2 separate regions of the Homo sapiens genome follow, and region 1 is linked to region 2. A link is a loop called in an ENCODE intact Hi-C map of the cell type or tissue named here. Cell type or tissue: HepG2. All regions are shown on one strand. Each heading gives the region's core, and the rest is flanking DNA. Links, peaks and the distances in the headings are about the cores only.

What was found. Peaks named below come from ENCODE experiments on the same cell type or tissue, not always from the same donor. Only the 100,000 strongest peaks of a DNase experiment are listed, where the experiment ranks them.
Region 1: a loop joins it to region 2, with 15 times the contacts of the local background. A loop is called at or near these places in 1 of 110 quality-filtered maps.

What each region holds. Positions count from the first base shown.
Region 1 is chr14:89,388,219-89,393,600 of GRCh38, forward strand. All of the region lies in intron 2 of FOXN3 (forkhead box N3), which reads right to left. Among named protein-coding and RNA genes, the nearest start is that of FOXN3, 26 kb to the right of the region's middle. RefSeq lists an enhancer at 3,531-4,031. In HepG2, for the core only: a CTCF peak has its summit at 897; a DNase peak (open chromatin) is centred at 3,133; H3K4me3 peaks cover 495 bases.
Region 2 is chr14:89,536,959-89,542,340 of GRCh38, forward strand. It overlaps a transcript of FOXN3 not described here. Among named protein-coding and RNA genes, the nearest start is that of FOXN3-AS2, 37 kb to the right of the region's middle. In HepG2, for the core only: a CTCF peak has its summit at 1,151; a DNase peak (open chromatin) is centred at 3,253.

The sequences.
Region 1 (5,382 bases), core at 120-5,119, 150 kb before region 2:
CCATGGGGCCTGGAAAGTCAGGGAGGAGATGAGAACTCACTTCCATGGATGGCAGCAATCACTGAGGCCATCTGAGCAAAGGATACAGTAATGACAGTGCCCAGGCTACCAGGACAGAGCCTGGAGACAGTGAACGCTGCACCTGCAACTCAGGGATGGAAGAGTGGGGCCGCTGCAAGCAGGGTGTGGGATGCTGCTGGGTGTGGGCCACAGGGCCCAAGAGCTTGGCTCTGCCCTTATCAAGTTATCAGGGTCAGCGCCTAGGAAGCCAGGAGAATGAATGCGCCATTGACTTACTCAGCAGAACCTCTGGAGCCCCCTGCACACAGCGCTGTCCCAAGCACTGGGTTAGACTGACTGTGAAGCTTACATTTAGAGGAGACACGTGATGAACAAGTCACAGATAAATGTGTAAATGCACCTGGAGCTAAGTGTTGCCAGGAAGGCGAGCAGGAGGGCTCAGAGAAGACCTCTCTGAAGGGGTGTCATTAAAGCTGGACCCTGATAAATAAGGTGCCAGCTTGATGAGAAGCAGGAAAATCAAGAAGAAGATGCATGAGAGAGGCCAAGAGAAAAGCCCTTGAGCAGGGAAGACATGATGAAACTGGATGGATCACAGACACCAGGGGTGGGAGACGAGGCTGCTACCAGTGGCTCAACAGCACCAGCAGAGCACAGGCCCCGCACTGTGACACCAGGCAGAGTTCAGCAAGGGATCCCAGAAAACCAAAGTCGGGTGATCCAGAAACAGAAAACTGGGCCATCTGAGGCTCTGGGAAGAGAACTCAGAGATTCAGGAAATACTACAAGGGCTGATTTTGGAGACTGGGTGACTGGGTGCTTGCTCTTGTGAAAAGGAAATGCTGATCCAGGCAGACTCCAGCAGGGAGAGCTGCAGCCTGAGGGGAACTTACAGGCCCGTTTGGGAGGAATTTGTCTTTATGGACAATTCCTCTTTTTTCCCATCTCTGATTCTTTCCTGCAAACGAATTTGGAAGTAAAATGTATGAAAGTGAAAAAAACTTACATGTTACAATGTGCATCTCTTAGGTATAAAGAACTATTCCCTTTTTTAGAGTACTTAAAACAAAAAAAAAAGAAAGATTATAAAATCTCTAAATATACCTAATGTCTCAGACTCAAGCATCCACAATTACTTCACAGCATTTCATGAACACCCTTTCATTCTATCCTTTCCCTTCACAGCGGTAGATCCCACAAGCGCCCAATCAAGACCAAAGATTCACGCCAATTGATTTCCCTCTTTCTCAATTGATGTGTTTAGGAGAATTACGCTCTTTCTAACTCCTATTATTAACCTTTTTAATTTGTCACTTTCATTTTAATAAAACAAGGGCAAAGCACATAAACAATTCAAATGATTGCACAAATAAACCGTGCTATAAAGACAAAGACGGAAAAACTGGTGAAATTGATCTGCTGGCTGGCAGGCCACGGTGGGATGGCTAGAAATAGTCACTTGTTGATGTGTAGGTGGCCAAATTCACCATACAAAGGGTAGCTTGGGGGCATCAATATACGATCTTAGCAAATCCACCAGTCATCTCACAGAAATGACCCTACCGGGTCAGAGGTGACTCCTGTCCTTTGGCCCACAGCAGAGGGCTGGACTCAAGGAACAATAAGGCTCTTTACAACTACAAAATGTCATAAAATAAATCCTTGTTTTTCACTTTTATAAACAAAAAAAAAAATTCTGGCCAGGCACAGTGGCTCACACCTGCTATCCCAGCACTTTGGGAGGCCGAGGTGGGCAGATCACATGCACTCAGGAGTTCGAGACCAGCCTGGGCAACACAGTGAGACCTCATCTTTACAAAAATAATAATAATAATAATTAGCCAGGCATAGTGACACAAGCCTGTAGTCCTAGCTATTTGGGAGGCTGAGGTGGGAGGATTGCTTGAGCCTGGGACGTTGAGGCTGCTGTGAGCCAAGGTCATGCCACTGCACTCCAGCTAAAATGACAGAGTGAGACTCCCTTTAAAAAAAAAAAAAATATGCACTGGGCATGTTTTCAGCCATATGTTTCAATAGATCTCTCTCGTTCTCTTTCTCTCTCTCTCTCTCTCTCTATATATATATAAATATTATCTATATAATTTTATATGTATAAATAATATAATTTAATACATATAATTTTTTAAGTAAGGAAAACTATTACTTTAAGAAAATGATAAAGCAGTGAAATCCACTAATGTATTTTTCAATCAGGAGACTATGTTCAGGGATTTTCTCTAAGCTGCTTTTTAAAAAAAAAAAAAAAAAAAGGAAATCTCAACACAGAGCTGACAATTAGCTTTTTCTTCAAACTGACGAGCAGTATCATTTAGTAGTGGCTACTACAAAATTCTTATTATTGAATGTGCCTTTATTCTAGGGGGGAAAGCCTAGCAAAATAAAACAGCAGGTATTACAGAAAATAAAAATGGCCCAAGGAAGCTCCAAAGTAATTGAATCTACTCGTATGACCAAAATCTCCAGAAACCCTTCCAGAGAGTCCCTTGCCCTCCCCTGCAGATGCTGTAAGAGGTGCCTCGGTTGAAGTTCTGAGGGTGAGAGCTGCCCCCGCAGCTTGCAGGACTAAGACCCTCTCTAAGGCCAAGTTCAGACTTACACTTAGTCCAGTTTCTCCCACAGTTCCTGTACTTATTATTTAGGAAAGAGGGTCACTGAGAGAAGCCCAAAGCCTCAGAACAGATGAGTCGAAGACAGGGTAGGCAGACAGTGTCTCGAGAAACTCCTTTCTCCAGTTGCTAAGGTTAACGGTAGATCCAGCCCACCACAGTCCAGAGGTGAAGAGGACCGGCATACAGAAAACTGTCTTTCCTTATTTATGTGTGGTCTTCCGAGGCCAATTACAGAGGGTGAAAACTTTGTAAGAGAAAATCACCTTGAACCCAAGGAACAGTCCAAATGCCCATCACCAGCCCCAGACTGACCTTGGTTTTCAAGGGCGGTAAGTGAATCCTCCTCCTCGAAAAACAGACTGTGTTAAAGGGCACGACTGTGTCTCAGAAATAAAATACGGTTACATTGGGCAAATGGAGGACACCTGACAAAAGTGCCTTCAGATGTTTAGTAAAACCAAGGTCATACAAACACTGAGTCATCGTGAACAAAGCAGCCAGTACGTTCATATTTCCAAAGACAGGCATCCCGTCCCTCTGCCTCTGTACCAAGAATTCAGCCAACTTGGGCATTCACAGTTGTGCAAACCGAGTCTTATTATTTCATGGTTCAACCAAAAGGATCTGCTGCAGAAGAACACGCTCCCCCAAACAAAGGCTGCTTCTTCCCAGTTCAAGGTTTAACTAGGCCCTGAATAAGAAATGTTGGGCAGGTATTGCATCTTATTGTACCAATTCAAGCCTCAGCACCAAGTGCATGAAAAATAAGCGACAGTCCCCAAATACAGCCTGGTTGGTTGGTGCCACCGTGCTCTCTGCTTGCAGGCTATGTAGCTAATAAAACTGGAACCCTGGCCGGGCGCGGTGGCTCATGCCTGTAATCCTGGCACTTTGGGAGGCCGAGGTGGGTGGACTGCTTGAGCTCAGGATTTCAAGACCAACCTGGGCAACATGGCCAAACCCCATCTCTACTAAAATGTAAAAGAAATTAGCCAGGCATGGCGGCATGTGCCCATATTCCCAGCTACTCAGGAGGCTGAGGCGGGAGAATTGCTTGAACCCAGGAGGTGGAAGTTGCAGTGAGCTGAGATGGCACCACTGCAATCCAACCTGGAACCCTATAAACTCTTTCCATTTTGTTGTCAAGATCTGTGATCCCTTCATTCCCCATCAAAAAATGGAGAGGAAAAAAACCCAAACCATCTGCCCCCTAACTTTATGGCATTTCTTTAATGTGAACCCAGTTAGGTTTCAAATATGTTCCCATAGGCAGCATTAGGAGGGAGAGAAGTTCTAAGCCCAGGAGACCTGAGTTCTGGATCCAAATCTATCACCAGCCCCCACTGCGTGGCTGTGAGCACCTCTCTGGATCGTTCCCTCCTCTGTAAAAGGACACAATCCCACTGCATATTCCTAAGTACCTTCCATTAGGTTTTATTCCTGAAGTCTCTCAGTGTAGGCAGAAACTCATAACTCACTGCTACTTCTTTCTGTTGCTCTGTTCCCAGGGCTGCTGTAACCAAGTGCCACAAGCCGGATGGCCCCAACAATAGAAATGTATTTCCTCACTGTTCGGGAGGCTTGAAGCCTAAAATCCAGGTGTCAGCAGGGCTGGTCCCTTCTAGAAGCTGGGAGACAGAATCTGTTCTACGACCCTCTCTGGTGATGTCAGAATCCTTGCTGTTCCTAGGCTTGCAGAGCCATCACTCCAACCCCTGCCCTCACACTCACACGGTGCTCTCCCCTGCACATGTGTCTGTGTCTCGTCTTTTTTTTTTTTTTTTTTTTTGAGATGGAGTCTCATTCTGTCACCCGGGCTGGAGTACAGAGGTGCAATCTCAGCTCACTGCAACCTCCGACCCCCAGGTTCAAGCAATTCTCCTGCCGCAGCCTCCTGAATAGCTGGGATTACAGGTACAGACCACCACGCCCAGCTAATTTTTTTTTTTTTTTTTGAGACAGCATCTCGCTCTGTCGCCCAGGCTGGAGTGCAGCAGCATGATATCAGTTCAGTGCAACCTCCGCCCCCAAGGTTCAAGAGATTCTTCTGCCTCAGCCTCCCGAGTAGCTGGGACTACAGGCACGTACCACCACGCCCGGCTAATTTTTGTATTTTTAGTAGAAATGGGGTTTCACCATATTGGCCAGACTGGTCTCAAACTCCTGACCTCGTGATCCGCCCACTTCGGCCTCCCACAGTGCTGGGGTTACAGGCATGAGCCACCGTGCCCGGCTTAATTTTTGTATTTTTAGTAGAGATGGGGTTTCACCATGTTGGCCAGGCTGGTCTCGAACTCCTGACCTCAGGCAATCCACCCACCTCAGCCTCTCAAAATGCTGGGATTACAGGCATGAGCCACCCCACCTGGCCTCCTCTCTTCTTTTTATAAGAATGCCAGTTACATTGGATTACAAACCACCCTGATCCAGTGTGACCTCATTTTAACTTGATTACATCTTTTCCAAATAAGGTCACATTCGTGGTACCAGAGATGAGAACTTCAACATTATCTTTCTGAGGGATACAACTCACCCCTGAACACCTGCTTACACAGGAAACGCACAGAGTGCCACAAGACATCCAGCCACAGGACTGTGGGAATAAGCTGCCATTTCTGAACAGATTATCTGAAAACATTCATGGCTGTCTCTGAAGTGCTGAGGGTGAGCGTTGTTGTCAATCTCCCATGGCCACATGGCGGCCAGAAACGGAGCTCCCCCATAAACCACC
Region 2 (5,382 bases), core at 293-5,292:
GATTATATCTTCTGTTTCTCTCCTCAACTCAACCCCATGTCAGTTTTGCCACAAAGCGTCTCCAGAGCACCAGAAGGAATGCTGCTCCTCTCTCCTCTGGGATGCCATTCTACCTGGACACGCTTCTAACAAAGCACCCACAGCATTTCTCTGAGGGTGTTGGTTTATGTGTCTGAATCCACATCCTAAACAGGAAGTTCCTTGAGAATGGGGACAATGTCCTATTCATCTTTGTAATACCAACATCTAGCCTGGTGGGACTCCACAGAATGGAGGATTCCCGGTGGATTCCATGAAATGCTTGGTGGATGAATAAGTGGATGGATGAATGGATGGATGGTCTGTTCCATCCAATGAATTCCATGGAATGACTGATGGATGCATGGATGGACTGTCCAACCTAGAGGAGTCTATGGAATGTTTGATGAATGAATGAATGGATGGATTGATGGACTGTCCAATTTAGAGGATTCCATGAAATGTTGGATGGATGGATGGATGGATGGATGGATGGATGGATGGATGGATGGACTATCCAATCTAGTGAATTCCATGAAATGCTCAATGGATGAATAAAATGCATGGATGAATGGATGGAAGGATGGCCTGTCCAAAGCCATGCAACAAGTAAATTGCAGAGCCAAAGCAGCTCCCACATCTTCCAACCTCTTGTTGGGGCATCATTCCCTTGGTTCCCCCACTGCCTTTGCCAATGTGTGAGTGACATCTCTGAAAAGACTGGTGAATCAATCTCTAGATCCAGAATGAACTTACCAAACAACTTTAGGCCATGTTGTTAAGAACAAACAAACAACAAAACTGTGTGCATCAATTTACATATCTATAAAAGAGGCTCATACTTAATACTGGAGTTTAGAATACATGGAGAGGTAAAGGAGGAACAAGAGAGAAGCCTATGAGATAACATTGACAAGTTCCTTCTTCAAAAGTACCTCAATGGAAAACTGTCACAATAGTAAATATAATTAGATAACAATAATAATACCATACACCACAGTTTATTACTATCCTTTCTTCTGAGGCTTTCAATTGGAACTGAAAACACAATTACTAATTAAATGAGACAACAGGAGGTATCATTTTCCAAATGGAACCCTAGTGATATAAATGAGTTACTGCAGCTTCTCAAATTTCTCACTGTCACCCAAAGAGGGGGTTAATCACTTGGCTAGAGTTAACTCAGAAAAACAGATCCACGTAATGTATTTGTTCTTCTGCTCAAAACGCAGTTCATTCATGCATTTCCTAAGTAGCTACTGTGGCCACTATAAGGTCACAAAGATGTTAAAACCCAGTTCCTCCCCTCAAGGAGCATAACGTACCCAGAGCGCACAGATGGCACAAAATGTAGCCAGGACTTGGATCAAAAAACGAAGGCCTCTGGGGAGGAGATAAGAAACAGGGCACTGATATTCCTGGTCTTGGAGGAGTCCAGGTAAAGAATAAAAACAGAATTTTGAAGTGAAGACAGAATGAAGCAGGAGGCTGCCATCTCTAGGGGGCTTCAGAAGATTCTGTTTTCCTTTTTCCTTTTCTTTTCTCTTTTTTTCTTTTTTAAGATGGAGTTTTGCCTTTGTTGCCCAGGCTGGAATGCAATGGCACGATCTTGGCTCACCACAACCTCTGCCTCCCGAGTTCAAGCAATTCTCCTGCCTCAGCCTCCCAAGTAGCTGGGATTACAGGCATGCGCCACCACGCCTGGCTAATTTTGTATTTTTAGTAGAGACGGGGTTTCTCCATGTTGGTCAGCCTGGTTTCGAACTCCCGACCTCAGGTGATCCGCCCGCCTCAGCCTCCCAAAAGAGCTGGAATTACAGGCATGAGTCACCGCACCTGGCCTTTTATTATTATTATTTATTTATTTATCTATTTATTTATTTTTGAGACGGAGTCTCACTCTGTCGCCCCGGCTGGAGTGCAGTGGTGCGATCTCCGCTCACTGCAACTTCCGCCCCATGGGTTCAAGCGATTCTCCTGCCTCAGCCTCCTAAGTAGCTGGGATTATAGGCGCCCGCCACCACGTCTGGCTAATTTTTGTATTTTTAGTAGAGATAGGGTTTTACCACGTTGGCCAGGCTGGTCTCGAACTCCTGACCTCATGATCCACCTGCCTCGGCCTCCCAAAGTGCTGGGATTACAGGCGTGAGCCACGTGCCTGGCCACTTTTCTTTTTTTTATTTTTAAAAATTTAGTTGTATAATACCAAATTCTTCACTTGTCTTTTAACTGAAACCTTTCCCAATTTGTGCTTTTAAAGGCATTTGAAGATAAAAAGGTTATGTAGTCAAATGGAAATTTGAGAAAAGGAAATAAAATAAAACAGTATCTCCTAGAAAAGGATATAATGTGCAGTTTTGACCAAATTAATTTAATGTTTGTTTTTTAGGAGCTTGCTGGCTAGTGTTCTGAAAAACACAGAAAATACCGGTCCAGTGAAAATGATACATAAAACACTCCCCTGTTTTTATTTTGCCATTGTCTCAGTTTAAAAGAAAAACAAAATGGGATGTCTATAATGGAGAAATAAAGCAGGGCTCATAAGTAGGGTCGATAACAAAATTTCAAAATCATATAAACACAACCTTGGGTCCTGCTCACCACTTACATTGTGTGACTTGACTTAAAAATTGCTTCCACTTTCTCAGCCTCAGTTTCCATATCAGTCAAATGGGAATAATATTAACTGCCTCTTAGGGTAAGTAGGTGTATTTATTGAGAAATTCAAGCCAAATCATCCAGCAGAGTACTTAGCACAGAGCACACTTTGATGGTCAGGAACTGCTGCGTGAGACACTGATGGGTGACAGAGGGAGGCTCGTTAGGGTTAGTCCACGGCAGCTGTGCCTTCTGATACTAAAACAAAAATATATTCAACTTCAATGTGCTTGAAAAACTAGACATAGGCTGCATGAGAAAAGAAAAAGGAAACATACCAAAATGGAAGAGAAGTCTGAAGAACACTCATCTCAAGCCAGATTTTCAAGGAAATGAGTTTAATATGAAATTACAAAAACAGTGCCCTCGGCTGTTTCTACTTTTCTATGAAATCCGATAGCCAGATATCACGATGCAACAGAACAAAGAAAATGCAAAGAACAGCAGGATAAATACTTTTAGTTGTTTTCTCACGCCACTCCTTCAAATTGGTGTTTGCAGCATGGTAGTAGAAGGTAATGCAATAACCATGTGAAATTTACAGCAGACTTTAGGATTGTGGACATTTCTGAGCAAATAGAGATAACAACAAAGGCCAGGAACAAGTGACTGTGGGGTATGTGGTTAGATCAAGACCTTGAAAACAGATGCTTTACCTAGCCAAGTAAACCAATGTTTACCACTGTCCTCTAAAAGGCATGCTTAACATAGACCTAAAACTGAAGCAAATCCTTACACTAGAGTTTGATAGCATTTTTTTAAAATCTCGCATATAAAGTTGGCTGGAGACCTAAAGCAACCAGTTACAAAGAAAATGAGGCTGGGCACGGTGACTCACGCCTGTAATCCCAGCACTCTGGGAAGCCAAGGCGGGCGGATCGCGAGGTCAGGAGTTCAAGACCACCCTGGCCAACATAGTGAAACGTCGTCTCTACTAAAAATACAAAAAAAAAATTTAGCCGAGCGTGGTCGCACGCACCTGTGGTCCCAGCTACTTGGGAGGCTGAGGCAGGAGACTCGCTTGAACTGGGAGGCGGAGGCTGTAGTGAGCCGAGATTGCAACACTGCACTCCAGCCTGGGTAACACAGTGAGACTATGTCTCAAAAAAAAAAAAAAAAAGGAAAATGAACGAGTTATATGCCTTTAAAAATCAAATTTTGTTAGGATAAAACATCCAAAGACTGCTGCTGCTAAGAAAAATCTATATGGAATGTTCCTTGATATAAGTGACTCAGATCGGGTCTTAAAAATACTTTTGTTGTGCAGAGATTTGCAGTAGTAAGTAGGAAATGTCTAATAAGTGTTTGCAACATGAAGGAACTGAATGAATGAATGAATGAATAAACTAAGTGGCTGAGTCAGAGTATCTCTGGCTGAGTCACAGTATGTTAGAATTGGAAGAATTCTAAGATTCTTACCGATTTTGATTTCAATTTGTACATTGTGTCATTGGAAGCTCAGGACCTCACCAGACAGATCTCTCGCAAATATTTGTTGGATATATGAATGGAACCAGAGCTACAGAAACAAGCACTTTTCCTTCCTGGTTCAATTCAAACACATCATGTGGGTGGTGCTGTAAGAGGTGTTTGAACCACATCAACTCCATCTTGAATAGGAGCTGAGTAAAATAAGGCTGAGATCTACTCGGGCTGCATTCCCAGACGGTGAAGGCATTCTAAGTCACAGGATGAGACAGGAGGTCAGCACAAGATACAGGTCACAAAGACCTTGCTGATAAAACACTTTGTGGTAAAGAAGCTGGCCAAAACCCACCAAAACCAAGATGGCCACCACAGGGACCTCTGGTCCTCCTCACTGCTACACTCCCACCAGCACCACAACAGTTTATAAATGCCACAGCAATGTCAGGAAGTTACCCTATATGGTCTAAAAAGGGGAGGCATGAATAATCCCCCCCTTGTTTAGCATATCATCAAGAAATAACTATAAAAATGGGCAGCCAGCAGCCCTCGCAGCTGCTCTGTCTATGGAATAGCCATTCTTTTATTCCTTTACTTTCTTTATAAACTTGCTTTTGCTTTACTCTATGGACTTGCTCTGAATTCTTTCTTGCATGAGATTCAAGAACCCTCTTGGCCTCTGGATCAGGACCCCTTTCCCGTAACAGTGCTATGGCTGGGATTTTGCTCCCTGCTCTGCCACTCTGGACATAGCTGTACATCCTTGAGCAAACTTTTTCACTTCTCTGGTTTCCTTACTTGTAAAACTGGGCACATGGAACTACAAAAGGTCCCTTGCATCAGCAATATTCTAAGATTACTCAGGAAAATATAAGCCCAAAGACCCAAGTTGTTAAAGGAAAGGGGTCCCGATCCAGACCCCAAGAGAGGGTTCTTGGATCTCGCGTAAGAAAGAATTCAGGGCGAGTCCGAAGTGCAAAGTAAAAGCAAGTTTATTAAGAAAGTAAAGTGGTGAAAGAACAGCTACTCCATAGATAGAGTACGATGTTCCTGAAAGTAAGAGGAGGAACGCATCCACCCTAAGTACAATACTTGTATATATGGGGAGATGTGCTCTGCTACAAGGGTTTGCGATAAAGGATTAATTTTCTTAATTACTATATTTTGCAAGAATCGATATTATTATCTTTAAAGCAAAATTAAGAGTGCCTTTGTTCTCCAGATGTCAGGATACCTGGACACTCCCAAGTCTGAGTCTGTTTAGTAAACACTATTAATTTG